Regions from separate parts of the Homo sapiens genome. Here region 1 is linked to region 2. A link is an interaction called in ENCODE POLR2A ChIA-PET data of the cell type or tissue named here. Cell type or tissue: CD4-positive, alpha-beta T cell. All regions are shown on one strand. Links, peaks and the distances in the headings refer to the core of each region. The heading gives the core; the rest is flanking DNA.

The links. ChIA-PET counts read pairs that join two places held together with the same protein. Peaks named below come from ENCODE experiments on the same cell type or tissue, not always from the same donor. Only the 100,000 strongest peaks of a DNase experiment are listed, where the experiment ranks them.
Region 1: POLR2A ChIA-PET joins it to region 2 with 6 read pairs; 2 of 35 experiments call an interaction of 5 or more read pairs at or near these places.

Annotation. Positions count from the first base shown.
Region 1 is chr9:35,932,019-35,947,200 of GRCh38, forward strand. It overlaps the pseudogene PGAM1P2. Among named protein-coding and RNA genes, the nearest start is that of OR2S2, 19 kb to the right of the region's middle. In CD4-positive, alpha-beta T cell, for the core only: no CTCF peak of the experiment used is centred there; a DNase peak (open chromatin) is centred at 8,673; H3K4me3 peaks cover 424 bases.
Region 2 is chr9:35,754,263-35,769,097 of GRCh38, forward strand. It overlaps RGP1 (RGP1 partner of RAB6A GEF complex), which reads left to right. Exons shown (of 9, transcript NM_001080496.3): 9 at 1-4,323. It overlaps MSMP (microseminoprotein, prostate associated), which reads right to left and starts at 14. Exons shown (of 3, transcript NM_001044264.3): 1 at 1-14. RefSeq lists a silencer at 2,735-3,054. In CD4-positive, alpha-beta T cell, for the core only: a CTCF peak has its summit at 2,435 (motif pointing right); DNase peaks (open chromatin) are centred at 2,489 and 3,279; H3K4me3 peaks cover 1,732 bases; H3K27ac peaks cover 1,583 bases.

The DNA.
Region 1 (15,182 bases), core at 6,727-10,726, 180 kb after region 2:
GCTTACAGAAATTGTCATACTTGAACTGTTCAAGCACTACTGATGGTAGTGCTTGCTGTATTTTGTATGAAAATATTTATTCATTTTTCTATTTTCTTTTTATTATGTAAAATCAAAGATAAAACACATTTAAAAGGAAACAAAGATGGGATGCAGTGGCTCATGCCTATAATCCCAGCACTTTGGGAGGCCAAGGCAGGAGGATTGCTTGAGGCCTGGAGTTCAAAACCAGCCTGGGCAACATAGGAAGACCTTGTCTCTAGCAAAAAAAAAAAAAAAAAAAAAAAAAAAAAAATCAGCTGGGTTTGGTGGTGTACGCCTGTAGTCCTAGCTATGTGGGAGGCTAAGGTGGGAGGATCACTTGAGCCCAGGAGGTGGAGGCTGTAATGATCCATGATCATGCCAGTACTTCCAGCCTGGGTGACAGAGTAAGACTACGTCTTAAAAAAGAAAAAAAATAGAAAGCTTAAAATTGCCATTAATGTGCACATGTACCCTAAAACTTAAAGTATAAAAATAAAAAATAAAAAATAATAAAAAAAAATTGCCATTGGGGAAGACTAAGAGGATAGACTTTTTTTTTTAATTTTTGAAAAGAATATGTACTTTTTCTTCAAGAGTAAAAGTTAGTTTCTAATCCTCTGTATTCAGATTTTATTGCTATTTTTCATTTTCATTTGTGCTATCCGTAATAAAAGTAGTACTTTTTATTTATAAAATGAAATTCATTTCTTTTTTTACCATGGTAAAATATACATAATGCAGCATTTACCATCTTAACCATCTTTCAGTGTATAGTTCAGTGGCATTAAGTCCATTCACGCTGTTGTGCAGCCATCACCACTACCTATCTCCAGGGCTTTTTTCATCTTTCCAAAGTGAAACTCTGTACCAACCAAATACTGTAATACTTCCCCACTTCCCCCTCCCCCTAGCCCCTGGTAACCACCATTCTACTTTCTGTTTCTATGAGTTTGAAAACTCTAGGTACCTCATATAAGTGGAATCATACAGTATTTGCTGTTTTGTGACTGGCTTATTTCGCTTAGCATAAAGTCCTCAAGGTTCGTCCATGTTGTAGCATGTGTCAGAATTTTCTACCTTTCAAGGCTGAATAACATTGCATCGTATGCATATAATAATTTTTACTTTAAGAATTCTTATTATTCTTAAAGTAAAATTCTTAAAATCTCAAAGACACATAAAAACACAGAGAATAGTATAATGGGCTCCCGGGTACCTGTTCTCCAGCTTCAACAAACTCGCTTTATCTGTACTTCCATCCACTCATCCCCTACCTTATCAAGCTAATTCCAGGAGTATTGTTTAATTTGCAAATATTTCAGGATGTATCTAAAAGATAAAGGCTCTTATTAAAAACATAACCACAATACCATTCTTAGGCCCCCAAACATTTCACAATAAGTCTGTAGTGTAATTAACTCTCAAGTCAGTGTCTAAATTCCTGTAGAGTTTTTTCATTTGATTGTATTTTTTTTTTAATTGTAACTAGCCATTTAAGCTTCCAAAGATCCGAGTGGTAGAGAGGGGTAGTTCGAAACCAAGATAAATGGAATTTGTACAAATCGGACTGCAGTTAAATTTCATGTTCTTGGAACAATCTTTTCAACAGTCTTTTCCTTGCCTGTCTGTTCCAGCCTGTCTGCTCACCTGTAAAAGCAACAAGAGTAGGTAGGAAAACAATTACTCCTTTGCAGTTGAGACACTCCAAAGATTAAGCCTGTTAATTATTTGTACTCTCTGTTCTGGATTTGGCTTCTTCTTACCCTCCTCCAGGAAAATTGAGTAATGCCTAGTTTTGAGATGGGTAAGAGGATTGTCTCTTGAATGTACGTGGAACTATTAACAGCAACTTGAAAATGAAAAGAATTATGACTGAAAAAGAAAGAAAAAAAATGAGTAAGAGATACTGGAGGACATTGTAAGATGGATCTAAGGATAAGGATAAAATAACAAGATTAGCCAGGGAATTTCTAGGACAACAGTTGGAAAATCATACCCTGGGTAAAGGATGTGAAAGAAGAGATTTGGGGCAGGAATTTTACCAACAATCTAAGATAAAACTTTCCTATCTTGTAATCATTATTGTTTTATGTTAAATTAGAGTTGCCAGATAAAACACAGGATGCTTAGTAAAATCTGAATTTCAGATAAACAATGAATACTTTTTAAACTATAGCTATGACACAAAGTATATAGACATGCTTATACTAAAAAAAGTATTGTTTGGCCGGGAGCGGTGGCTCACTCTTGTAATCCTAGCACTTTGGGAGGCCGAGGTGGGTGGATTACAAGGTCAGGAATTTGAGATCAGCCTGGCCAATATGGTGAAACCCCGTCTCTACTAAAATTACAAAAATTAGCTGGGCATGGTGGTGGGCGCCTGTAGTCCCAGGTACTCGGGAGGCTGAGGCAGGAGAATCACTTGAACCTGGGAAGCAGAGGTTGCAGTGAGCCAAGATCGTGCCACCGCACTCCAGCCTGGGTGACAGAGCGAGATTCCGCCTCAAAAAAAAAAGTATTGTTTATCTGAAATTGAAATTAAATTTGAGCAACCTGTATTCTTATTTGCTGAATCTGGCAAGTTCATATTAAATGCATGGTAGCCAGGCACGGTGACTTATGCCTGTAATCCCAGCACTTTGGGAGGCCGAGGCAGGCAGATCACCTGAAGTCAGGAGTTCAAGACCAGCCTGACCAACATGGTGAAACCTCATCTCTACAAAAATACAAAAAATTAGCCAGGCGTGATGGCGAGTGCCTGTAATCCCAGCCACCTGGGAGGCTGAGGCAGGAGAATCACTTGAACCTGCGTGGCAGAGGTTGCAGTGAGCTGAGATCGCGCCATTGCACTCCAGCTTGAGAGACAGAGTGAGACTCTATCTGAAAACAAACAAACAAACAAACAAATAAATACATAAATAAATAATAAAAAATTTAAAAAAATATTAAATGCATGGTGATTCAACTTGTAAAACCGAGGACTATTTGGCCTTTAGGCTCTTAGTTTTCTTTCTTGGGATATGATTGAGTTTTCCTTATTCAGTCTACTTTTCTTATATATCTATCTAACATTATAGCATTATATTTTAAAAATTGGCCCAGTTTACATTAGCACCAAGTATAAGTGTATAGTCATGCACTGCACAATGATATTTTGGTCAGTATGTATGTTTTGGTCAATGATGTGTGGTCTGCATATATGACAATGGTCCATAGTTTATGATTCCATATTTTTACTGTACCTTTTCTATGTTTAGATACACAAATACTTACCATTGTGTTACAATTGCCTACAGTGTCCAGTACAGTAACACACTGGACAGGTTTCTAGCTTAGCAGCCATAGGCCATGCCATATAGCTTAGGTATATATTAGGCTAGGTTCGTGCAAGTCCAGTCTGTGATGTTCCCACAATGATGAAATCGTCTAATGACGCATTTCTCAGAATGCATCTCAGTCTAAACAACGCATGACTCTACTTATTTTCTTCTACACTTAGCAATATTAGGTCTGATTAGTCTTTTCATTTTTGCTAACCTGCAGGGCAAAATGTTTGAGAGCTATTAGTTTAGAGCACTTCTTAAATGAGGCAAACTTTTCTCTTGTGATTCCTATAATCAAGGTTTTATTCAAAAATAATTTTAAATTTTATTCTATATTATAGGAATGTGTACAATGAAATGTAATGATGTATAATACATTGGCTGTTTTTGAATTCCAACCATGGATTTCCCAGCTACTGGCAGTGAAACTGATCTTTTCTGTACGTACTCAAGTCAACACTCAAGAATTTCAACTTACCTTTAGCGAAAGCAAATATTTATATTTAAAAAGAAAACATTTGAATTCAGAATTCATTAAGATAAAAAAGTTAGCAAACTACAGATGCCTTGTTAGTTGACAGTCCTAATGGCGACGTCTAGGTCAGATAACTTATATTGACTTAAAACAGCATTGTCTTGACTTTCCACAGTCGTATTTGTGATTATGGAAATAATTTTAAAAAGACTAGTCTCTTTAATTTACATTTTCACAAAACGCTGTTGAAAGAGCAAATGTCTGCTCAGTTGTTTTTCCTTTGCTTAAAAAAAAAAAAAGTGCCAGGAATCCCACCCCACCCTGCTGCTGGGTAACAGTCAATCATTTATTATTCCTGGATCAAACACAAGCATTCATGCCTATGAAAACGTTTGGCAATGAATGGGATCTTGGTCTCTACTAAAAACAAAAAATGGCTAAAAGGAGACTTCAATTTATGTTCAAATTCTATGGCTGAATTCCTATAATTCCTAACTGGTGAAAATATTGGCAAGCTACAAGATTTTACTTAGAGTCAGATTTACTTCTTTGGTGTATGCCCAGAGGTGTTATTGAAAGCTATTTGTGGCCAGCTTTCCAGGAGACCAAATGGGCCTTAAATGGAATGAATATTGGCCCTGCAGTACAGTGCACAAGGAGAAGGAGGAGAATTGGACACTTTTATTAAAAAAAAAACAAAACTCATTGGTTATACTTAACTAATTTCTACATAGAAGTTTTAGTATTTGGCAAAGCAAAAAGTCATATCTCAGAATCACCAAACTTACTATATCTGAACCCTTTCTGTTGTATTTTGGTATTAATCCAGGAGTTATATATATTATTAAAATCCTCATATAATCATGTAATCAGCCTCACTACCTATTAATACAATGACTTTCAATCCAGACTCAACAGTTTTCCCTTCCTCAAGCCTAATCAGCCTGATATGGTTTGGATGTTTTGTCCTTTCCAAATCCCAGGTTGAAATGTGATCACCAATGTTGGAGGTGGGGCCTAGTGGGAGGTGTTTGGGTCATAGGGGCAGATCCCTTATGAACGGCTTCATGCCATCCCCATGGTAATGAGTGAGTTCTCACTGTGTCAGTTCACGTGAGAGCTGGTTTAAAGAGCCTGACACCTCCATCCCCTCTCTCTCACTCCCTGTCCTGCCAGGTGACACGCCTGTCCCCCTTTGTCTTCTGCCATGAGTGGAAACTTCCTGAGGCCTCACCAGAAGCTGAGCAGATGCTGGTACCAAACTTGTACAGCCTGTAGAACCACAAGGCAAATAAATCTCTTTTTGAAAATAGATTACCCAGTCTCAGATATTCCTTTATGGCAATGCAAAATGGACTAACACACAGCCCTAAACCTAATTAAACCCCTAGAAACCATTACATCCTCCAAAGTAATCAATTCCCCCAAAACTAATCATACCCCTTCCCCTAAGCACTCCCAATCACCAAGTTAACCACTAGCCATGATCCACCAATCATCCATGAAACAAATGTCATTGTGGCAGAGACCACTAATCTTTCAATATCCATTTTTCACTTCCTCATTTCACCAATAAAACCCTCTACATTTTAGCTGAGCACATGACCTCACAGACAGATATGATATCTCCTGCAATCCTTTGCATCTGGGTAAGGCCATATGACTAACTTCTGGGTAATGAGATGTTTGCAAAAACAATGCGTTCAACTTCCAAGTCAAGTCCTTAGGAAAAACTATCCATTCTTTCTCTGTCCCCCTTTCTTTGGGCTGGACGGTTTGAAGGGAAGTGGTGAGCCGGATTTAATCATTTGCATGAGGACAACACTATAGGGTAAGGTGGAGCAGGAAGAAAGAATGGGGCACCCAAGTCTTCTTGGGGAGCAGTGCAGCCTACATGCCTTGGACTGTCTACTTTGGCCCCAGATGTAATGTAACAAGACTACGCATCTTAGCAAGATGAAAAATTGTTTAAAAAATTAAGTTTCCACTTTGGGAGGCCGAGGTGGGTGGATCACGAGGCCAGGAGATCGAGACCATCCTGACTAACACGGTGAAACCCCGTCTCTACTAAAAATACAAAAAATTAGCTGGGTATGGTGGCAGATGCCTGTAATCCCAGCTACTCGGGAGGCTGAGGAAGGAGAATGGCATGAACCCAAGGAGGCGGAGCTTGCAGTGAGCCGAGATTGCACCACTGCACTCCAGCCTGGGCGACAGAGCAAGACTCCATCTCAAAAAAAAAAAAATAATAATAATTAAGTTTCTTCCTATGACTAATCTCTGTGTAGAAGCAAACAAATAAAATAAAAGACCCTGGAGACCTGATAACCTCCCAAGCCTCAGTTTCCAATGTAACTAACCCACAAAATGAAAAGTTTTCCTTTAAACTGTCTGAAAATTTTAGCCAGAAAATAAAGTGACTTTCTCATTATGTATCTGAAATCCTGTTAGTCTTAAAAAAAAAAAATGCTTTGATGCTTGACTTCCTCTGAGTCTAAAAAAAAAATCCTGTAAAACTATAAAGCTACTTCCTAAAACTAATTTAAACAAGGATGACGGTGGCTATTAAAAAATTCTTAAATTTCATTCAGTTCAGAATGGTTAAAAACAGAACACACAAGCAAGGTGTGTCAACTGCTCTGGTAAAAAGCAGCAGCAGGTTGCTGTCAGTGCTCATGTGCCAGGGTCCCCCAGCCCAGATGCACATAGGCCCAGGGCCGTTGTCTCGCACCTACAGTTGCAACATAGTGTCTCCCTGCCCCACAGGTCAAATCCCGAGGTGTGGTCAGCCCACAGAAGAATTTTGGAGGGCCCAGCACTTTCCAGGGCCTGTCACTTGGACATTAAAACCTGCGATCATCCAAGAGAAACAGAGGTTGGCCCCCCAAGTATCCCTGTTACAGTCCAGGAAGGTGAAGTCACTGGAAACTTTTGGTGAGAACTTTGTGTTCCCTTAGCGGTGAGGATTTGGGAGAGATCAATGAGGTACTTTAGGGTTAGGGACTTTTAAAACTAAATCTGGATGGTAAATCTAGATAGAATAGGAGCCCTTAGTAAGGCTGGTGGACCATAACGACAGACATTCAACACCTGTGGGATGAGTCAACCTCTTCTCAATCCTCAGTATTTTGAAATGGATGGTGTTGATTTGTACCACCGTGTGTATTATGTGGGCCTGTGGCTGTCTGGCCCAGTGTTGCAGGGTTTTTGCTGGAGTTGTATCGTTCAGGTTAACTGTCACAGCAATAAAAAAAATATGAGAGTGGTTCATGCAGATGATAGTTGTGTGATCCAAGCAAAAACCACCACTTGGTAGTTCCTATAGCTCCCTTACCCAGTGAGTTTGGTGAAATGGGGTTAATTGAAGCCTCAGGCCCAGCTGTCTCTTATAACGGGATTTTCTACCAGAAGATTCAGTTGAGCCATAATGTGCACTTTGAAGACTATTTGTGAAGGTTGCTGAAGTAAAGGAATGCAAGTGTTTTACTAGTGGTGAAATCGATTCTGTTCCAAAGTGTTTTTTATGCTATTACAATAGCAACATTATGAGGAGGACAGTAACTCAGATATTTAGAGTACAGCTGAAGATTTACTTGTGTATGGAGAAGACAAGGATTGCATAGATCGTCTCCTTGGACAAAGGTAAAGGCAGAGTATACAAAAACAAAACCTGGCCGGGCACAGTGGCTGATGCCTGTAATCCCAGCACTTTGGGAGGCCGAGGCGGGTAGATCACCTGAGGTCAGGAGTTCCAGACCAGCCTGACCAACAAGGAGAAACCCTGTTTTTACTAAAAATACAAAATTAGCTGGGTGTGGTGGCATGCGCCTGTAATCGCAGCTGCTAGGGAGGCTGAGGCAGGAGAATCTCTCGAACCCAGGAGATAGAGGTTGCGGTGAGCTGAGATCACGCCGTTGCACTCTGGCCTGGGCAACAAGAGTGAAACTCCATCTCAAAAAACAAAACAAAACAAAACAAAAAAAACCTCCAGATGGTCTCTGTTTGTCCTTGGGTGCACTGATCAGCTGCAAAGAGGCAGTTTGTCTCTCAAAGGGCTGACAGAGTTATGAGGAAAGGCAGTTCTTAGTTGTATGCAGGTTTTCTGAGAATTCTGGCTACTTTAGCTATTGAGTGTTGGTCGTGCATCCCTGTCTGCGTCATGACGGCCTGTATCTTTCCATGGGTACCTGCACTATTTCTCTCATTGGAATTTGTTACATGTTTAGACTTTAGGAAATTAATAATGTGTGAATTCTGCAATGATGCTTTGGGGCCTGAGTTGAAACACGAATGTGCAAATATATGTCATAGCTGTTGATGCTTAGCTTGCAGAACAGGGGATGAAACCAGCATACTGCCATATCTCTAAGGCCATGGGTCATCTGGCTGCATGTTGGATAAAGCACAACACACAGTGAGATCTTAGAAAGCCCATTTCCTAGGATAGAGAATTGTGATAACAATTGTAAAAACATCTCATCTTCTCAGAGATATAAAAGTGAAGATTTTATTGTCATACCTTTTGGGAGTATGTCACAAAAGATGAAACGTTCTTGTTGTCTGGAAACAGCCAAAGAATCTAAGTCCACATATAAATGCATAATTTATTATTTCAGATGCGCATAAGGAAATAGTACCCATAATCCCAATTACAATTATATTGTCCACTTCATCAGAACCTGAGTGAGACTTAAGGGCAAAGAATGAGCTGATCGCGCTCTTTCTCTCTGATCAAGATCATGCTTTCCCTTTCTCCTCCCACACCTGCACACCCAGGAAAGGCATGCAGCAAGAAGCTCAAAATCTACAAGCCAGGAAGAGAGCCCTCACCAGAAACGGAAACAGCTGGCACTTTGATCTTGGACTTCCCAGGCCTCCAGAACGGTGAGAAATAAGTGTCTGTTGTTTAAGCCTATAGTCAGCCCAAGCTGACTAAGAAACATGGCCGCCCAGAATTAAGGCTTTATTTTTCAGCATCTTCTGCAGTGAACTGCATCTTCTGTGGCCACATGAATAAGTTCAGGCTAATAAGTTACAAGCAGAATTAAAGTATGGTAGCTTCTAGAAACCTTTCTTAGAGGACAGCTGGTATATGGCCTTTGCATCCCTTCCTCCTTGTCACTCTTTCTATCCTACTGCTTGGAATGTGCTGTGGAGCTGGAGCTCTTGCTGCCTTCTTAGACTGTGAGGTAATACGGACCACACTGTAGGGATGATTAAGAAGTAAGCTAGAAGGAGTTTGAGACCCTGAGGACTTGAAGGAATAGAGCTCCTACCACAGTCCCAGATTGCCTATGCTTCAGTCTCTACACAGGACAGAGAAATAAACTGCCATCTGGTTTAAACAGTGCTTCTGTGAGACTCTATTATTTGCAGTTAAGCCTAATCCTTGCTGATACACACCTTTTCCCTTATGTTAACTTGACTTCATGGGGCATAGTCCATAGGTCTCTAGGTCATTTCCTCTTAGTGGTGAGAGGCCAAATCTTGGTCCCTCTGATCACAAATACAACATGTTGAGAATGCTGTCTTCCTACCTGCAGCAAGGAATAGGGACATGTCTAGTCATCCCAGGGACTTAAGTTTTCCAGGCACTTCAATTCATTCCTGAAATAGTAGCCATGAGCTCCATGGGGGCAATGTGACTTCACTTTTACTCTGTAGGGAGCATCGCATATACAAAACATATAAAACACCTATCCTTTGCTTAAAGATGTCAATTCTTTCCTGAAAAACCTTGCTGCTCAGGGGAAAATAAATCATTAGATGGAAAAATATTTCCATTTATTTTAATGGGAAACCTATGATGCATTTCATTCTGACCAATGATATCCTCAATATTCACACATAGAAAAATCTATTGACTGAACAATGAAAGCAAGTTTATGTAAGAAACAATAATTAGAAAGTTATTAGGTAGAAGTACATAGGTAGAAGGCATTTATATGTGAAAGATACTATAGTGGAGCATATTTTACTCTCAAGGGAGGAAGAAAGATGTGAGTGGGCTGGTAGAGAAGAGATCGGAGAGGTCATTCTTTGGCAGGTGCAGTCTTCTTTCTGTACTATTTTCTTCAACAATTTTTCAACATTTTGAGGCTTCATAATCATCTTGCACTCAAAGGGCACCACAAATAAAATCATAGCACAAAAAATACTTTTAGGGCAAAATAAAAACTAAGTACGTGAGTGCTTCAAATAATGTAAAAAATAGTGCACGTGCACAGCCCACTGACATATCACAGAAGATGCTACCTATCTCTTCATCCCCCTTGCATGCCAATATGTTTGGGATTCTTTTTTAAAAAATTGTATTGCACATCACTCCTTTATTTTTTATTTTTTTGGAAGATGGAGTTTCGCTCCTGTTGCCCAAGCTGGAGGGCAATGGCGCAATCTTGGCTCACTGCAACCTCCGCCTCCTGGGTTCAAACGATTCTCCTGCCTCGGCCTCCCCAGTAGCTGGGATTACAGGCATGCGCAGAAAAAGGATTTAGTACAGTTATGCTTAAATGAACACTAGGCCCTTGTGGCAGGGCCAAGCAACTAGAACATGATTCAGAAATCAATCCGTGAAAGACATACTTGGACAGGACGAAGAGGCATTTCACCACCATGAAACAAGGCAGGTGAAGGATTCTAAAACACACAGCAGGAGGCACTCCTACCCCTCAGAGCTTATCTCATCTTGGTATGAGGAATGGCTTATATTCTGATGACCACATGTGGGACTATTTCAATCACTACAAGAAACACCAGAAAGGTTACTGTTTAGTATTATTTACATATACTATACTTTTTTTTTCGGTAAAAGTAAATGTAACACATAAACTAAATTCAGGATTGATCCCAACCTTCTAGAGCCAGCTCTTCTGGGGTTGGGGAGGAAATGTTGTTTGTCACATCATCATGCAGGTTACATTCATCTTCCACTGGAATGACTAGAGCCCCCAGGCAGTGGCCTGACTGCAGAAGAGCAGAGAACTGGCTCCTGGGGCCAGATAGGTGCTCTTGCTTCTCCTCATTGGTCATGGCTTAGCATGGTTCCTCTCCACAAATCCTTAGTAAAGAAAACACTGGCAAAAACCCAAGTCACTACCTTTCAACTCTCTTGGACAAGGGAATCTTTTCCTCAGCTTGGACTGAGAACCTGTGACCTAGAACTGCTATTCTGACTAGACTGTATGAAGGGAGTGGGTGCAGGAGACAAATGGCTAAAACGAAAATGTGAGCCACTGGTCCCCATCTGCAGCTACAACATAAGATGCCTACAGATGTGGTCAGTGTGACATGTGCAGGGGGCAGGGGCAGAGGAAGGGATGGCCAGGGAGGGTGTTCCGGGGGACAGTAGCATGCCTGCTGGCCTTCGCTTCTTAGCCTTGCTCTGGGCAGCCACAGCTTCCATGGCTTTACACAGAGTCACTTCATCCCCCAGGAACTGCATGGGCTTGATGGGCTTCAAGTTCTTGTCCAATTCATAGACGATGGGAATACCAGTCGGCAGGTTCAGCTCCATGATAGCCTCTTCAGAGAGACCCTCCAGATGCTTGACAATGCCCCGAAGGCTGTTGCCATGGGCTGCAGTCAGTACCCATTTCCCCTCCTTGATCTGAGGAACTATTTCCTTCAGACTCTCACCGGAGGATAGCTGATCTTCAGTGAGGTCTGCATACCTGCAACCCTTACTGATGTTGCTCTACAAATGATGGTCGGGCTCCATCGGAGGTGGTGGCACATCACAGGAGTGCCTCCAGATCTTCACCTGGGCCTCACCATGCTTCGCAGAAGTTTCTGCTTTATTGAGGCCAGCCAGACTCCCGTAATGCCACTCCTTGAGGCACCAAGTCCTCACTACTGGCAGCCGCATCTGATCAATGGCATCTAGCACTGTCCAGAGGATCCGATCGCTCTCTTCTGCACTGAGAGGAAGCAGGTGTCAAACTCATAGCCAGCATCTCGCAGAGCCTGCCTGCCGCGCTTTGCCTCCTTGTGGCCTACCAGGATTAGATTGGCATTGTACCAGCTGCTGAAGTGATTCTCCAGGTTCCACGTGCTCTCACCACATCTGATCAGTACTAGCTTGTAGGTGACCATGGCGGTGGGCTGGGGATGCAGCCTATGTTTTGGATTCTTGCAAATTCCTATTTGTTTCATATGGTATTCTCTGACTGGGACTTGCTGTGTCAAGTAATAAGTTGGTGAGTGTGTCTTTGCCTGAAATCAGAAAGTCAGAATATTCTTGTAGCATATGTCATTGGATAAAAACATTGTTGTACTGGGGGGAGAAAAAGGAGTCCTTGTCTGGGACGTAGTAGAAGCTTTCAAAGCCATAATGACAAGAAGTTGTCACTGAGCTGTTATTATGTGGATAAGTATGTAATTGGGATGATGGGGGTCAGAAAGAGTCAACACCTCAAATTCTCTTTTCAGGGTCTTACCCTGAGACAGTCAGTTAAGTCCTTACGAGGTAGGTGTGGCGAAAGTCAGGGAGGCTGCAGACAAACCTCTGCCACACATAGGCTTTTTGCCAAGGGCCCCAGGGCCTCAAATCTTTCCTGTTTTCTTTCAGCCAGACTTGAGGGACATGGGGTGTGGGTAGGGAAGAGTTTTAGTACTTCTACGAAGCTGCTGTAGGAATTACCAAAATGCTGTTTACTCAGTGACTTAAAGAACAGGACTGAGATATACCTCTGCCAGCCAGAGTCCATCTGAGAGTTTGTTTTGTGAAAGGAGGACCTGAGCTGTGTTGGGCAGTGAAAGCCCTTCTGGGAGAAGAATGGGATAACTGACCTTCACCTGCTTGCTCTGTCTCTGTTCTAAAATACGAGGAGAGCAAGCTCTATTCTCACTTGTCTCTGGGCCCTACCAGATCCTAGCAAAGTGCTGCCAGAGAAAAGGGCGTGGGCTTTGGAGTTAGAGTTGGATTCAAATCCCTGCGTTTCCTTCTCTGAACACTTTTAAACCTTTCTTATCTGCACCCCCACCCCCCAAAGAAAGTCCTCGTCTGCCCTCGAATTCCCCTTGAACTGCATTGCATAGTGTCTTCTCTTCTTAGCTAACTTCACTATATGCAAGTGTTCAATCTGCTGTCTTATCAGAGAGACTTTTTTTTTTTTTTTTTTTTTTTGTATACTGGACTTAGAGCTCCTTGAGTGCCCTTGGCATGTTCTGATTCCTCCAGCAGTTCAATTACACTAGGAGACATGTTTCTCTGGTTCTGTTTGCTCTTGTGTCTGGCTGCTGGGTTCCCAGCTGCTAGAGGTCTTTAGGGAGCGGCTATCCTGAGAGAGGGGCAGACACCATAGTCTGCCCATGGGGATAGGGGTGTGAGCCACTGGCCAGTTATCAATCCTTTAATAGGCCCCAAGTTGGAAGGGCTGGTAACACCTGGGACATCCCCTGCTGGGGGAGAGAGAACTCAGCTCCTCCTTGAGGACAGGGAGACTCCTCCCAGACCTCTAGCTCTTTTGGCAACACTGACATGGAAGCCACAGCCCTGCCCCCCTGTAGCCATGGCCTGTTCAAACTGACTCCCAGATACCACAGTATTCCTCCTTTTTCTTGCCTCAAGACTTTTTGAGGCTTGTTTCCAGGATCTCCTCTGGCACAGAGGTGAAAATTCCTGTTCCACTCCTGTCTGGTATGTGCCCACCCGAGCCACTGGCACTGCCCACACCTTTCAGCCTCAGCAGCTCCCTAGCTTAGGAGAACAGCAGCTGGGCTGCGGCTGGGTCGGGATGCATCATGGATGTTACAGAACAAACTGCCATTTTCCCAGATTCCTCCTTACCCCTGTCATCTAGAATCCATAATATTTTATTTTTTATATTTTAATCTTTGGTCTCTTTGGAATTCATTTTGGTGTCTGAGAAAGGGCATTCTGGAACTGAGATCCTAAACAATGAGCCTAGTTCTGAAAGTGTTGAGAAACCAGGATATAGGACCACCCAATGAACACTGCGGGGCTAAGCGGACAGGAACAGGAAGCAAACCGGAAGGAGCAAGAAGCTCTTCCCTCTTTTCCCAAGAGAGAGAGAAAAAAAGAATCTTTTCCCTCGTCTGGTCCTCCACGCTCCCTCTTGCGCCCTCTGTGGGTCGGTCTACAGGGAGTCACCTGCCAAAGTAGAAATGGGTTTTGAGTTTCAGCCATGTCACAAATTGAGTATAGAGGCATACTTCAGAAGCGGGGGGGACAATAGATTAACGATTAGCATATTAACTTTATCACAAATTAAATGGCCATATATCCTTGGGTCTAGTTCTAGACTTTATTCTGTACCAACGATTGATCTATTTATTCTTTACCAGTACCAAACTTTTTATCACTGTAACTTTTATACATGTTGATATCTAGTGGGACTAGTTTTCCCCTCCTGATCATTTTCCAAGACAAGTTTTCTATATGAATTAATTTATATATAATTGTTTATGTGAATTGGAATTAGCTTGTTAGTGATTGAGGTTGCATTGAATTTATTAATTTAGAAGGCTTGAAAAGTTTACATTTTTGAGATTTCTTTTCTTGCTTTCTTTCTTTTTCTTTTGTTTTGTTTTGTTTTGTTTTGTCTTTCTGGAGACAGAGTCTTGCTCTGTTGCCCAGATGGTGATCTCAGCTCACTGCAACTTCCGCCTCCCAGGTCCAAGCAATTCTCCTGCCTCAGCCTCCCGAGTAGCTGGGATTATGAGCACGTGCCACCACACCTGGCTAATTTTTGTAATTTTGGTAGAGACAGGGTTTCATCATCTTGTCCAGGCTGGTCTCAAACTCCTGGCCTCAAGTGATCTGTGCACCTTAGCCTCCCGAAGTGCTGGGATTACAGGTATGAGCCACCACACCCAGCCTTGAGATTTCTTATCCAAATTTATCTTTAAATTTATTAAAATATTTCTTTGAGTTATTCCAATAGAGTATTATGTTCTTATTTATGTACATACCGTGGATTCTTAACTTTATTCTAGGGCATTTTCCCTCCATTTTGTTGCTAATATAGAGGAACATTTTTTTCCTTATTATATTTTCTTCTTGGTGAGGGTCTGTATGAAAAACTGGCTTTTTTCATGTATAAGTATACTATCATCTACTTAACCATTATGCTATTTTGGGACATTTAGATGATGCTGTTTTTCTCCTTGGTAAATTACATCATAGAGATTTTTCTTTTCTTTTTCTTTTTTTTTTTTTTTTTTTGAGACGGAGTCTCGCCCTGTCGCCCAGGCTGGAGTGCAGTGATGCGATCTCGGCTCACAGCAAGCTCCACCTCCCGGGTTCACGCCATTCTCCTGCCTCAGCCTCCCGAGTAACTGAGACTACAGGCGCCTGCCACCATGCCTAGCTATTTTTTTTGTATTTTTTAGTAAAG
Region 2 (14,835 bases), core at 1-4,000:
ATCTCCCTGCCCTCTGCTCTCACAGGCTGGGGATGTTTATAAAGTGAGGACCCTGGCCCCCTGCTGAGTAGAGCTGGAAAAGTTGTAACTCTGTTTCCTGAGGTGAGGGCATGAAAACAAGAGGTCTAGCTTTAACAAGCTGTGAGAGCTGATTCATGCCCCGGCACAGCTAGAGGGAGGGAGGTGGCCATGGAGGGGGCACTGGACTGGGCACTTCCCCAGCAAGGAGGCAGGAGGGGCGAGGGCCCCCAGGTGGTCCCCAGATCTCTTCCCTGACCTGGAGAGAAGGAAGCATTCCACCTTCCCCCTTTCTCCCCCACTGCCACCACCAGGGGTGTGTATGCTGGGATCCCTGCCTGGACCGGAGGGAGGCATTTCCTGGGGATGGTTAATCCTGTGCCCCAGCCAAACCCAGGAGCTGCAATAGGGTGCGACGGCCAGAAGCTCCAGGAGAGTGAGCAGGCACCTGGAGTGGAGACTGTGTTTCCCTCAGATCCTAGGGCAGGGTTTCCCTAATGTATCCAAGAAATAGGGCTGCCCCTCAGAGATGGTGGGGAGGGTCTCTTTTCCTCAGGCATTCCAGAGGTGAACTGTCCATTGCTTATCACCTTCAAACATACAGCAGATGTGGGATCACCCCACATCTGGGGATGGTTCTTTCCCCTTTCAAAGAGGAGCATCTCTAAGTGCCCTGATGGGATGAATCACTCCAGGTTCACAGAGGTGTCCTCTCTTTCCTCCCATATATAATGGAGTGAGGTTTTTAGGAATTTATCATTTGGCATCCTCTGAGTTTCCCACAGGTTCTGGAGGAGCCCAGGATGGATTATTGAGAGCATGGGCTGTAGAGACAGTCTTCTTGGATTCAGATCCTGACTCCACTTAGCTATGTAACCTGGTCAGATTACTTCACCTCTCTGAGCCTGTTTCCTCATCTATAAATTGGGGATAGTAATGCCAACTCATTGGGCTGTTATGAGGATTACTGAGATAATGCGTGCAGTGCTCTTATCACCATCTCTGGTGCGTAAGCGTCAGGAAATAGCAGTTGCTGTGATTGGGGCTAAAGCTCTGAGGCAAAATGGGCGACATTATTTTCTTTGAATGACATTAAGCAGTTTGTGCATAGCTGAGGGCTTCTATTGGGGATGGCTGTCTCCTGGCATAGACCTCTGCACCTTTCACACTCATACTCCTTGTCAGCAGTCCCCAACCTTTTTGGTACCAGGGACCGGTTTTGTGGAAAACAATTTTTCCACCAGTGGATGGAGGGGGATAGCAGCGGGGAGATGATTTTGGGATGAAACTGTTTCATCTCAGATCATCAGGCATTAGATTCTCATAAGGAGTGTGCAATCTAGATCCCTTGCATGCGGAGTTCACAGTGGGGTTTGCACTCCTGTGAGAATCTAATGCCTCTGCTGATCTGCCAGGAGGAGGAGCTCAGGCGGTAATGCTCACTCGCCTGCCGCCCACCTCCTGCTTTGTGCTCCCGCTTCCTAACAGGCCACAGACTGGTACTGGCCTGTGGCCTGGGGGATGGAGACCCCTAATCCATGTCACCTTTCCCACCTCTTTCAAAAACAGGTACCTCCAGGAACATTTTGGTTTTGGCCCTTGTATTGACTTCTGAATGTCTAGTTTGAGAAACTGTTCCCAATAAGCCTTCTTCCCCCAGATCTGCACCCTCGCCTCTACCCTAGGACAAGATGTCCTTTTCTCATCATCCTGCCAGGCTAACTTTAAGTCTCCTGCTTTTTCTCACTTGGATTTGGATCCATTTCTTCCTATTTCCGCTCATGTGAACTCTCCAGTTCTCCTTTCTCACCACTCTCCTGCTAGCCATCTCTTTGGCACTAAAGGCCCTGGTCAAATTGGATTTCTTTCATTTTTCCACACTTCAAAGACCCATGTTCTAGGTATTCTCCATAGGGATAGTCTCTTTGGCATTTATTTGGTTTTTCTACGTTTTCAGTCCCATTTACTCCAAGACTCACTCCCTGCCACCTAGTGCATCAGATACAGCTACTTCTGGCTGACTTTTCAAGGGGGACCACCCTACCTGTCATCTCTTCACTGTTCAGAAATGACTGTGTCAGTGCACCTCAAACTCCCTTGCTGTCCTTTTCCAAGGAGACAGCTAAGGTGGATGGAGATGCAGAATGGACCTCACGTTCGCCCTAGTCAGGACTGATACCCTTTCCGTTTCAGAGGATTGCCAAGAAAAAACTCACAGTTGAGGCAGGGTGCTCTGAGGTCGGCTGCGGTGTGGGAGGCACGGCCTGGGCCTGCTCTCTGGGCTGGAGCAGGTGGATTCGAAGGCCTGTCTAGCACGAGGGCCCAAAGGTCTTGTCAGTGGCCAGTAGCTCTGCCGCCTTTCCCAGAGAGGGGGTCCAGGGGACATCCTGGAAGGCTGGGCCCTGGGCCACCTTCTGCTCTTGCAAGCTAGAGCCAGCCCAATAGGGGGCGGATGTGAGTGGGGAGCTGGGGCGCATGAAGGTGGGGGTGATGCCGAAGGGGAAGGGATCGCCAGTGGGGATTGGTGCGTGTGCGGAAACGGGGACAGAAGTGAAGGTTCATCGCCTATAACGAAGATGAGGTAGGCATATAGGGGCTTCTGGAAAGCTAGAGGCTGGGCTGAGCCAGGAGTCCTCTCCCAGAAGTTGGGGGGCGGTGCAGAGGTGTGGGTCGAGCCCGCATGCGTGCCTGCTGGGGAGGGGGTGAGTGGTGAGGACCAGGCCCGCTGGGTCCTGGGGGCGCGGTGGCTGGCGCGCAGGTCCCGGAGGGGGCGGCTGGCGCGCACTACACGCTTGGGAACAAGGAAAACATCCGCCGGAGGCCCGGCCGGGCGGCGCTCCAGCCTCGGGGCAGGTGCGCGGAGAGGAAGTGAGAGCATTCCGGCCCCCCCACCCCAACCCCGGCCGCTGGCCCTCTGGTGAGTCACAGCCGACCCCCGCCGCCGGAGGGAGAGGGGAGCTGCGGGCCAGAGCCCCGGAGGGTCTGGAGGAGCCAGGAGGGTTTCTGGGAGCAGAGGGTCACTTAGTGGGCTTCTGTCGTGGTGTCGCTACGGGCGCGAAACGGACACTGAACACAGTCTGACTGTATGGAGGCAGGTGGGGAGGGATCCCCTGGGAGAACTTGGCGGGCCGAGAGCAGACCCCAGGGCAAGGAGGGGCCCCCGAGGGGGAAACCGGGAGTCGGGCAGGTGGCGTAACCCAGAAAGGGAAGGAGAGCCGGATTGATTGGGGTGAGAGAGGAAGGAAGCACGCCAAGTTAGGCCTGGGAGAACTGAGGGACCTGAGGAGGGAGGAGGGAGACCAACACAGGGTGGGAAGGCGGAAATGGCCAAACCCCAGGCATCAGGTCTGTCCAGAGGCTGACGTAGACAGTGAAGGGTGAAGGGTAGGTTTTAGGAGTAGGGGGAGTTATGATTATTTGGTTACATTTTGGGATTATTTGGTCTCACAGGTAGAAGGGAGCCTGCTGGTCTCTGTGTAACGGATGGCTTAAAAGCAAGGTTGTCTGCGTCTTGGATTACTGTCTGCCATTCAGCCTTTGCCAAAAAATTTGGCACTGATCTGCACATTTTTATAGTCATTTAAAATTGTATGACTCTGTCAAATGATTTAAGTAATTTTGGTGGATTTTTAAAAATAAAAAAATAAAAATAGAAAAGTTGCACAATCTAATTCAATATTTGACTTAAAACCAAAAGTGAGGCTCTCAGATTGGTAATATGGTATTCAGCCTTTTTCTTGTTTGGCTTTTGTGCCATTTGCCCCTCACTGACTTGATTGAATTCTTTGTGGCTGATGCCTCAGTTTTTCTGGATCAGTAGTGCTGCACTTCCACTTTTCCTCTCCCTCATTTTACTGTCTTTATTTTTAGCCTTTTTTCTGTGTAGCCCTCTAACCTGCCCTTTATATTTTGAACCAAATAAAACATTTCTTGGAATGGGAGCTTTGGACTACAGTATACAGACAAACAACTCACAATTTTAGCATATGAGGCTACTATCTTCTGTGGATGTGTATGTAATTATACAGTTTCTGTATTTATCCTGTGGCTGATAGAAAAAGTTAAAGCTGTTTAATTCACCATAGTATTTCTACAACACAGCAATTTATTAGTCTGACTTCTCTTCTAAAATCAACTCTAAAATGGTATTTTGTACTTGTCTCAGAGACGAATTCTGCCATGATCCTTATGATCTGTGTTATGTTGGGCCAAAGGTGATTACTTTATAAATTATAAAGATCCCTAAACTCTGCATTGCCTTTGGTCCCAAACAAGCAAATCTGGGTCAATTAATGAAAAAAAAAAGAAAAGAAAAGAAAATGTCTTACTTTGGGCCCTGTTGCACTCTCCCGTGCTGTTTTAGCCCCAGCCCTACTCTATTCCCAGTGGCCTTTGCCTTCATTCCTTCTTTGCTCTGCTGGGCATCTTGAGAGGAAAACTTCACACCGACTTCCTCTACTATAAATTCTCTCCCTCCTCTCAACTCTACACTTCTCTTTGCCAACATACACCACTACTGCTTCACTGATTTTTTTTTTTTAAGCCCACAGTCCTTTCTGGCTCTTTTCCACCTTTAACACTCTTATGTTGAAATCTTCCGTTTTTCCTCCTTTCTCTTTAGTAAGACCTCAGGTTTTTAAAAAAGCTAGGCTTGATTGTTTATTCTGCATGGTCCACTTCTGCCTTCCTTCCTCTTCTATTACCCTTTTCTTATTCTAGACTGTTTTTAAACTCAGTTATGCTTGCTTTCACCAAAGCCTTAACCTTTCCTGTGATTAGAAAAAGATGCTTATGTTTCCATTACTTTTCCTACAAGAAAACGCATTCTCAAATTCATATCCACTTCAAACTCTCCCAACGTTTTGCATCCAGAAGCATAAAGTGGCCATTATTGTGAAGTCCACTGAGTGACCATTTAAGCTTGGTGTTATGCCACACACTGTATAGTGAATTTCATAATCCTGGTGCCAGATTTCTAAATTATTACAGACAATAGATGATGGACTGGGCACAGTGGCTCACACCTGTAATCCCAACATTTGGGGAGGCCGAGGCAGGCAGATTGCTTGAGACCAGGAGTTTGAGACCAGCCTGGCCAACATGGTGAAACCCTGTCTCTAAAAATACAAAAATTAGCTGGGTGTGGTGGCGCGTTCCTGTAATCCCAGCTACTCTGGAGGCTGGGATGGGAGAATCACTGGAACCTGGGAGGCTGAGGCTCCAGTGAGCCGAGATTGCATCACTGCACTGCACTCCAGCCTGGGTGACAGAGGGAGACCCTGTCTCCAAAAAAAAAAAAAAAAAAAAAAAAAAAAAAAAAGAATTCTTTGCTATGAAACTGAAATTGCTTCTCCACTTTCCCTTCCCTCTCATGATCTCTCCTCAGTAAAACCAAGGTGCATTTTTCTGGACCCACCTATCTTGGGGGTGATTAGGAGTAGAGGGTTGTAAATACTTAAAATTTTTTTCCTTTCTGATATAATTATTGATCTCCTTCTAGAAGTCCTGTCGTCTTTGCTGGAGAATTTTTATTTAAGCATCCTTTTGTAGAAGAATCTCTAATGTCCTTTTTTCATCCAGATCTACACTTGATGAATCCTAAAGCTATTTCTACACAGTTCCTTTATTCATTTTTCCTTTTTTTTTTTTTTCATTTTTTGTGCCTGTTATTTTTCATGGGTTTATCATCTCTTTACAAATGGGCTGCGTCCACTGAGGGGCAGCATTGATTTCCCGCTGCTGTCACTCAGCGCCTCAGCCTCCTTTGATCCCTTTTTTGGTTCACCCTTGTTGCCCATACTTACTTTCCTTTATTGTCAGTTCTAATCTTCTCCTTTTCTATCTCTTTAATGAAATTCACCATTTTAAAAAAGATTTCTGGGGTCTCAAAAGTTTTTCAGGGGATCTCGCATAAGTCTCTGCATTGTGACCTAAACTGTGTAGCACTGATTTCCAATGGATTGGGGCTGATGGGCGGGGTGGGGGGCCATTGTTGGGAGAGCAGAATATCCTCATGAATAGAGTTTCTCAGTGACACTGTTAACATTTTGGAGGATAATCCTTTGTTGTGGGGGGCTGTCCTGTGCATCGTAGGATGCTTAGCATCTGCTCAGTAGATGCCAATGATATTATCTCAGATGTGACAACCAAAATGTCTCCAAATCCTGCCAAATGTTCCTGGAAGACAAAATATACCCTCTACTCCAGTGTATAGAATTACTGTACTAGAATATCAGCTTTTTGAAATTGATTAAATGGTTATACTTTCTCTTCCCAACTGCTGATTTGTAGCTGGAATTTTAAAAGTGTGGTCTTTGACTTACTTGGTAGGTGGTAGCTTCTTAAAATTGCAGGTTCCTGAGCTTATCCTAGACCTACTGAATCAGAAACGCTGAAGGTAGAACCCAGAGATCTGATTTTTACAAGACACTACCTTCCCACCCCCAACCAGGTAATTCTGCCCTAGGCTTGACCCTCCTGTGGCATAACTGCTGCATTATCTACATTTTTTTCTCCTGCAAGTCTTCCTGGTGTTCCAGCTTTGCTTCCGCTTTTGGCCCCATGATGCCAACACAAATAAGGAGGCCTCAGGTTACCAAGACAACTGGAGCACAGGAAACTGTACAGGCTCAGTGCTCCCACAAGCATCATGGACTGTGATTATGCTGGCTTGCTTTCTCCTTAGGGACTCAGCCATACTTCCTTTTCCCCATCCCCAAAACTACCCAGACTGGCAGAGACTGAGGCCCAAGCCACAGATCCTGATTTCACAGACCTGGTAGTAGATTTATGGGGTGGGTAGGATAAGGAATGATGAATGAAGCTTTCCTTCTAGCATTGATATTTCATGTCATTTTGGTGATAATTGAATTTGTAATCATGAGAACTACATTTCCCTGGGAGTTGGTTGTTAGATGCAAGTTTTGGAATCAGGATGCTTCTCTTTATTTATTATGTTATTTATGCCTGCTTCACTGGACCTTGAGTCTTAGATGTTTTTGCATCCCTAGCTAAATGTCTTTACAATTTGCTTTGGGCCAAAAGGTTTGGCAATCTACTTCTAGTACACTGGAAGCAGCTAATGTTCAGTAAGAAAAGAATATTTTTAGGGCCAGGTGCATGGCTCATGCCTGTAATCCCAGCACTTTGGGAACATGAGGCAGATGGAGTGCTTGAGTCCAGGAGTTCAAGACCTGCCTGGGTAACATGACAAAACCCTGTCTCTACAAAAAAGAATACAGAAATTAGCCAGGTGTGGTGGTGCACTCCCGTAGTCTCGGCTACTTGGGAGGCTCAGGTGAGAGAATCACTTGAGCCTGGGAGGTCGATGCTGCAGTGAGCCATGATTGTGCCACTGCACTTCAGCTTGGGTGACAGAGCAAGACCCTGTCTCAAACAAACAAACAAACAAACAAAAAACCCCAAAAAAACAAAAACAACCAAATAATGAATTTGGGTTCTATTTACACTTAGTTATCAAAGCTAGTCATTTTTTAAAGGAGGATCATCTGGCTTGATTAAATTAAGTTTCCTTAAAGCCACAAATAAATGAAAACCTACTTGCACTTAGATGCTTTAAAATACTGACTCTGACTGGGTGTGGTGGCTCACACCTGTAATCCCAGCACTTTGGGAGGCCGAGGCAGGCAGATCACTTGAGGTCAGGAGTTTGAGACCAGCCTGGTCAACATGGTAAAACCCCCCATCTCTACCAAAAATACAAAAAATTATCCAGGCATGTTGGCACATGCCTGTCATCCCAGCTGAGGCAGGAGAATCACTTGAACCTGAGGCAGAGGTTGCAGTGAGCCGAGATCAGTGTGAGATTCTGTTGAAAAAAAAAATTCAACTTGATCCAAAACAGGAGCAGGCTGCCTCCATGGTATATTCATGTCATGCCAGAGCAAGAGCAAGGGAGAATACAAGGAAATAAGGCAGACATGATAGCTCTCCTCAGACAATTGAAGGACTGTCATGATGAAGGAGCAATTAGATTTACTGGTTTAGTTCCAGAAGATAGATTAAGAACTTTTATTTAGTGATGGAGGACAAATTTTGGCTTGATAAGGAAATTTTGACTCATTTGAGGACCCCAAAGTGGAATGAACTGAATTGTTAGGCAGTAAATTTTGGCCATATTGTTCATATAGAGGTTAGATGACCGTTTGCACAAGGGTCGGATGAGGTTTTAGACATTAAATTGGGTTCAACCTGCAAGGAGAAGCAGGCAGATTTAGGAAAAGTCAATTCGCCCTTTTTCTGTCATATGATTCTGTGGCACTATTAAATTCATTATTATTTTTCTAGGCACCTCTGTCAATTTTACCCCCTCAAGTAATTGATAATAGAGTTGATAGTAAAGTCTTTAGAGATTTCTCAAACTTTGTTCCTCAGCCCTCTGGAGATTTCTGAAGGATGCCTCAGAAGTGGCTGAGAAGGGTGAAATGAAGGCTAGCTGGGGCTCTGAGCCCTTTTACCTATGCTTCAACCAGAACAATCTTGCTTTTATTTGTTTTACAAATTAAACGTACTGGCTTCCTTGAAGATTTTCTTTTTAACGGAAAAAAAAAAACAGTTCTGCTGTTAAAAAAAAAAAGTTAAAGGCTCTGATATTTCAAGGTGTTCCTTTTATTGAAAGGGAAGCTGAGATACGGAAGAAGTGTCTTGCCAGAGGTCACACAGCTAGTAAATTTCAGAGCTGGGATTCAAATCTAGCTCTTCTAGTTCAAATCTTTTGTTTCTTCCACTCTACAAGTCTGCCTTGTTAGAATTCAATGAAAGCTTCTCTCCATTCTACTGGCCACCACTGTAATCCAGAATCTCATTTCTTCTAATTTACTATTCTGTATTAGCCACTTAACTAGTCTCCTTGCTGTCTAATTCTGTTCTATATTATATATACTGTTGCCATTTTATTCTTCTTGGAACATTGTTTTCGTCCTGAGATTTCCCTGTTTAAGAACCTTCTCCCTATCTCTTAGAACTTTTCAGGCTAACCTTGTGTTAGCATTCTTTAGGATCCTCATTGTTCAGCTGAATGAGAGCCTAAATCCATCCTATTATGAGTAATTAATGGGCTATATAATAGTGAGATTAACGGAGTCCCTCCCTATTCCTAGACTTCACCTTTGGCAAGATTTTCATGTGTACAGTTTTAATCAGGCATGACAAGAAGATACAAAAGAAACAGAAAATCACAGCCCATAAAAAGCAAGTTACATAATAATATGAATAATACAATCCTATTTATATCTCACATGCATGCATTTTTTAAAACAAGAATGAGATATATAGAAATTGCCTGGAAGAAAACACATCAGACTGGGCGCGATGGCTCACGCCTGTAATCCCAGCACTTTGAGAGGCCAAGGCAGGCAGATCACCTGAGGTCAGGAGTTCGAGACCAGCCTGGCCAACATGGCGAAACCCTGTCTCTACTAAAAATACAAAAATTAGCCGAGTGTGGTGGTGTATGCCTGTTATCCTAGCTGCTTGGGAGGCTGAGGCAGGAGAATCGCTTGAACCTGGGAGATGGAGATTGCAGTGAGTCAAGATCTTGCCACTGCACTCCAGTTTGGGCAACAGAGTGAGACTCCATCTCAAAAAAAAAAAAAAAAAAAGAAAAGAGAAAAGAAAAAACTCATCAGACTGATGACAGACATTAACTCTGATAAGAGAGATTGAGAAAGGAGAGAGAGGAGGGGAGGAAGAGGGACTTCCTTTTTTTACTCAGGAGGCTGAGGTGGGAGGACGGCTTGAGGCTAGGAGGTTGAGGCTGTAGTGAGCCATGATCATGCCACCACACTCAGCCTGGGAGACAGAGTGAGACCCTGTCTTGAAAATAAAATAAAATAAAAAGAAGAAGAAGAAAAAAGAAGTGAAGTGTTTTGTTTTCCCACAATGGAGATCTTTTGAAGCATTATCCTTTTGGGAAAAAGTTAATTTCAATTCTTAGCACTTGGTCTGATTTTTAAAAATTCGACTTAAGCTAATGATGAGAAGTGTGCATATTCACACTCTTTAACTCCTGTGGATTGGATAACAAATTAACCTCCATTTCCACTGGACAGAGAACTCATTCTTCCGGTATGTTTCAGAAGGCTAATGGAGCAAGGATAACCTTATATTACTAATGGGCTGCTTAATCTCTATAATGATTTGTTGGCCAGCTACTATTGATAACAAAAAATACTTTTAAATAACTGTTTCAAAATACTTTTTTCAACTTTATTGAAATATAATTTATATACAGGAAGATGTACCCATTTAAAATGTACAATTCAGTGAGTTTTAGCAGATGTATATACCTGTGTAATCATCTTCCCAGTCAAGATGTAGAACATCTCTGTCACCACCCCACCACTGCCCCCAAATTTCCTTATTACCCTTTGCATTTACTCCTCACTCATTGCAATCCACACTGATCTGGTTTCTATCACTGTAGATTTGTTTTGTAGAGTTTCATGTAAATGGAGTCACAGAGTATGTATTCTGCATTTGGCTTCTTTAACTCAGCACACTGTTTTTGATATTTATTCATGTTTTTATGTATATTAATAGTTTGGCCAGGCACGATGGCTCACTCCTATAATCCCAGCACTTTGGGATGCCGAGGTGGGCAGATCATGGGAGGTCAGGAGTTTGAGGCCAGCCTGGCCAACATGGTGAAATCCTGTCTTGACTAAAAATACAAAAACTAGCCAGGCGTGGTGGTGCACACCAGTAGTCCCAGCTACTCAGGAGGCTGAGGCAGGAGGATCTCTTGAACTCAGGAGACAGATTGCAATGAGCCAAGATGGCGCCACTGCACTCCAGCCTGACAACAAAGCAAGACTCTGTCTCAAAAAAAAAAAAAAAAGAAGTCCATTTTTATTGCTGAGCAATAATTCATTGTATGGACATACAGCAGTTTGTTTATTCATTCATCTGATGATGGATATTTGGGCTGTTTTCCACTTTTTTGGAAGCTGCTATGAACACTCACATTTAAGTCTTTGTGGACATATGTTTGCATTTTTTTAAGATAAATGCCTAGAAGTGAAATCTTAGATCCTGTTGTAAGTGAATGTTTTACTTGATAAATAAAAGACTGCCAGTTTGGTGCAGTGGCTCATGCCTGTAATCCCAGCACTTTGGGAGGCCAAAGCAGGCAGACTGCTTGAGTCCAGGAGTTTGAGACCAGCTTGGACAACATGGTGAAACCCCATCTCTACAAAAAATACAAAAATTAGTTGGGTGTGGTGGCCCAGGCCTGTAGTCCCAGCTACTCGGGAAGCTGAGGTGGTAGGATCATCTGAGTGTAGGAGGCGGAGGTTGCAGTGAGCCATGATCTTGCTTCTGCACTCCAGCCTGGGTAACAAAGCATGACCCTGTCTCAAAAAAAAAAAAAAAAGTTACTGATTTATTCATAAAATAAGATAAATTTTTAAAAAAGAGAAGTGCCATACTGTTTTCCAAAGAGTCTGTACCATTTTCCACTTACCAGCATTATATGAGAGTTCCAGTTGCTTTGCATCCTTGTCAGCACTTAGTATTGTCAGTTTCTTCTTTCTTTCTTTTTTTTTTTTTTTATGAGACAGAGTTTCGCTCTGTTGCCCAGGCTGGAGTGCAGTGGCATGATCTCGGCTCACTGCAAACTCCACCTCCTGGGTTCACGCCATTCTCCTGCCTCAGCCTCCTGAGTAGCTGGGACTACAGGTACCCGTCCCCATACCTGGCTAATTTTTTTATTTTTAGTAGAGACGGGGTTTCACCATGTTAGCCAGGATGATCTCGATCTGACCTTGTGATCTGCCCACCTCGGCCTCCCAAAGTGCTGGGATTATAGGCATGAGCCACCGTGCCGGCCTTAGTATTGTCAGTTTCTTAAAAAAAAAAAAAAAAAAAAAAAATCTAGTAGGTGTGTAGTGCTGCCTCATTGTGGTTTTAATTTGCATTTTCCTAATGTTTAATGACATTGAGCATCTTTTTATGTGCTTTCTTGTCACCAGTATCTCATATTTGGTGAAATCTATTCAAAGTATTTGCCCATTTAAAAAACTGGAATGTTTGGCTTCTTGTTACTGAGTTTTAAGAGTTCTTTATATATTCTGGATACAAGTCCTTTGTGAGTATATGAATTAAAAATATTTTCCCCTAATTGGTGGCTTGCCTTTTTATTTTCTTTATAGTGTCTTTTGAGGAGCAGAAGTTTTAAATTTTGGTGAAGTCTAATGTTTTGCTTTTTTCTTGTATGGCTAGTGTTTTTTGTATCCTGCATAAGAAATCTTCCCTTACACCAGGTCACAAAGATTTTTTTCCTACATTTTCTCCTATATCTAAAAGTTTTATGATTTCAGCTTTTACATTTAGGTCTTTTATGTCTATGATCCATTTTGATCGCATGCTTAATTTTGTTCTCACTGCACAAAAGACACAGTAGGAAAGGAAGAATCTGGAATAAAGATGACTGCCTCTTTCAAAAGACAGGTTGTAGAATAGAAATATTAAACTTTTGTTCTGTGTATTATATTATCTTCATCTAATATTGATTAAGTAGTAACTGTTCAGTAGTAAAATATATATAGATTACCTACTCTGAGTCAGGCACTGGAGATACAGTAATGAAAACACTAGACAATGTCCTTGCTCCCTTGGAGTTTATATTTGAGTGGGTGAAATTGTGTTTTTATTATAATGAGCCTCCATTGTATATACAGTAAAGTCAAGAAAAATGTTGTTGCCTCTCTGTGATTTCTCAAAACCTCAGTTGAAGGAAGCATTTTAGATTGTTGGTAATCTTCTTAATATTATTGTATGATAGAGCATGAACCTCTTTCCAAAAAGAGTCACTGATCTGCAGAGAAAAGGGAATCTGGGGCTGCATACGGCCAACTATAATACAATGTGTCATGTGATAGAGCAGTACTGCATGCAGAATCATATCAAATGATCTCATGTTCCTGTTACTGTTGAGGTGTAATGACCAGCCTTAATGCTCTTTTCTTTGGTTTAAGCAAATTGGTTTTTTTTTTTTTTTTTTTTTGCCGAAAGAGTTCATTAATACTACATTTAGAGAACTCTTAGATCTCTTTTCTGATAGCCAGAGGACCAGATACCTTCTATAATTAGCCATTCATGTGTTCCTTAAAATGAGTCATACTATGTGTTAATGATACCACCATTCTTCAAGCCACTTCAAGTATCAAAAATAAGTTCCATTTACTATTAACATTTATAAACTAATACCAATATTAAATAGCCAAATAATAAATAGGGTTAAATCAGAGCAGGATGAGCTCTATGATCTAGTCTTGGATGATGAGTAGGATTTCAGTAGATACAAATAAAGAGGGCAGATTAATTTATATTGATGGATTTGAGGAAAAAGATTACATCAGCAAATACGTTATTCATGGCTTGATTCCTTTATCATCTATCCATAGCAGACATCATTAAATTCATCATGGCATTCTTTCTTGCTGAGCCTGGACATAGCCTGGTAAGACTAGAACTAGATAATAGGAAAAGAAATGTAGACATTAAGTGGACATTTGTTGTTGTTGTTGTTTTGCACTCTGTCACCCAGGCTGGAGTGCAGTGGCACGATCTCAGCTCATTGCAGCCTCCGCCTCCCAGGTTCAAGCGATTCTTGTGCCTCAGCCTGAGTAGCTGGGATTACAGGCGCCCACCATGACACCCAGCTAAGTTTTTGTATTTTTAGTAGAGACAGGGTTTCGCTATGTTGACCAGACTGGTCTCCAACTCCTGATCTCAGGTGATCTGCCCGCCTCAGCCTCCCAAATTGCTGGGGTTATAGGCATGAGCCACTGTGCCTGGCCAGATTTTTTTTTTTTTTCTTTAAGACAAGGTCTGGCTCTGTCGCTCTGATGCAGTGGCTCACTGCATCCTCCCACCTCACCCTCCCAAGTAGCTGGGACCACAAGCATGTGCCACCACTCTTGGCTAATTTTTGTGTTTTTTGTAGAGATGAGGTTTCACCATGATGCCCAGGCTGGTCTTGAACTCCTGAGCTCAAGCGATCCACCCACCTTGGCCTCCCAGAGTGCTGGGATTACAGATGTGAGCCACTGTGCCTGGCCGTGGACAGGTTATTTTGAAAGAGACATCAGTGAGACTTTATGGAGATGTCTGACCCTGGAGGTCAAGATGTGGGGCATTCCCTATGTGCAACAGGGAAGCCCTTGGCACAGAGACTATGAAGGGTTTCTGTTGCATGCATCTGAGGGGTGCAATAGGTATCACAACCACACTCAGAAAAAATAGTGCCAGGGGAAGATGGTGCAATTTATTCTGCCAGAGGGTACCACTCAGGCTATCTCCAGGCTGAGAGAGACCCTGGAGTTATACTAGCACAGAGCTGGACCATGGTTGCCAGCAGAGTAAGCAGCAAACAGGGGCAAAGGAACATTGGCCTGGAGATCTTAAGAAGCTAGAGGAGCACTTCCTCAAGGGTTGCAACTTTTTCCTGCTGCTATGAAGTCCCCTTCCCCTGATATATCCAGATCCATCTCAGGTAGATAAGCAGGAGAGGGGTTGCTATCTGAGAGACTGAGCAGTTTTTATTCAGGAGAGTCTGAGCAGTACCTAAAAAGACATTAAATGATCAGATAGGACTACGTTAAACTGGTTTGGGGGCTTAAGAGGGACAATGTAGGCAACTGTGAAGATGCACAAGACCTTCATGTGAGTAGAGGGTGCCCTCAGCTCACCCACCACTTTCGATAAACTGAGGCAGGACTGAATGTGGAATGAGGCAGGCCTGTTTACTGTGTCCAGGAGGGACTGATTGGGCCCATTTGAGATAAGTTAGGTAGC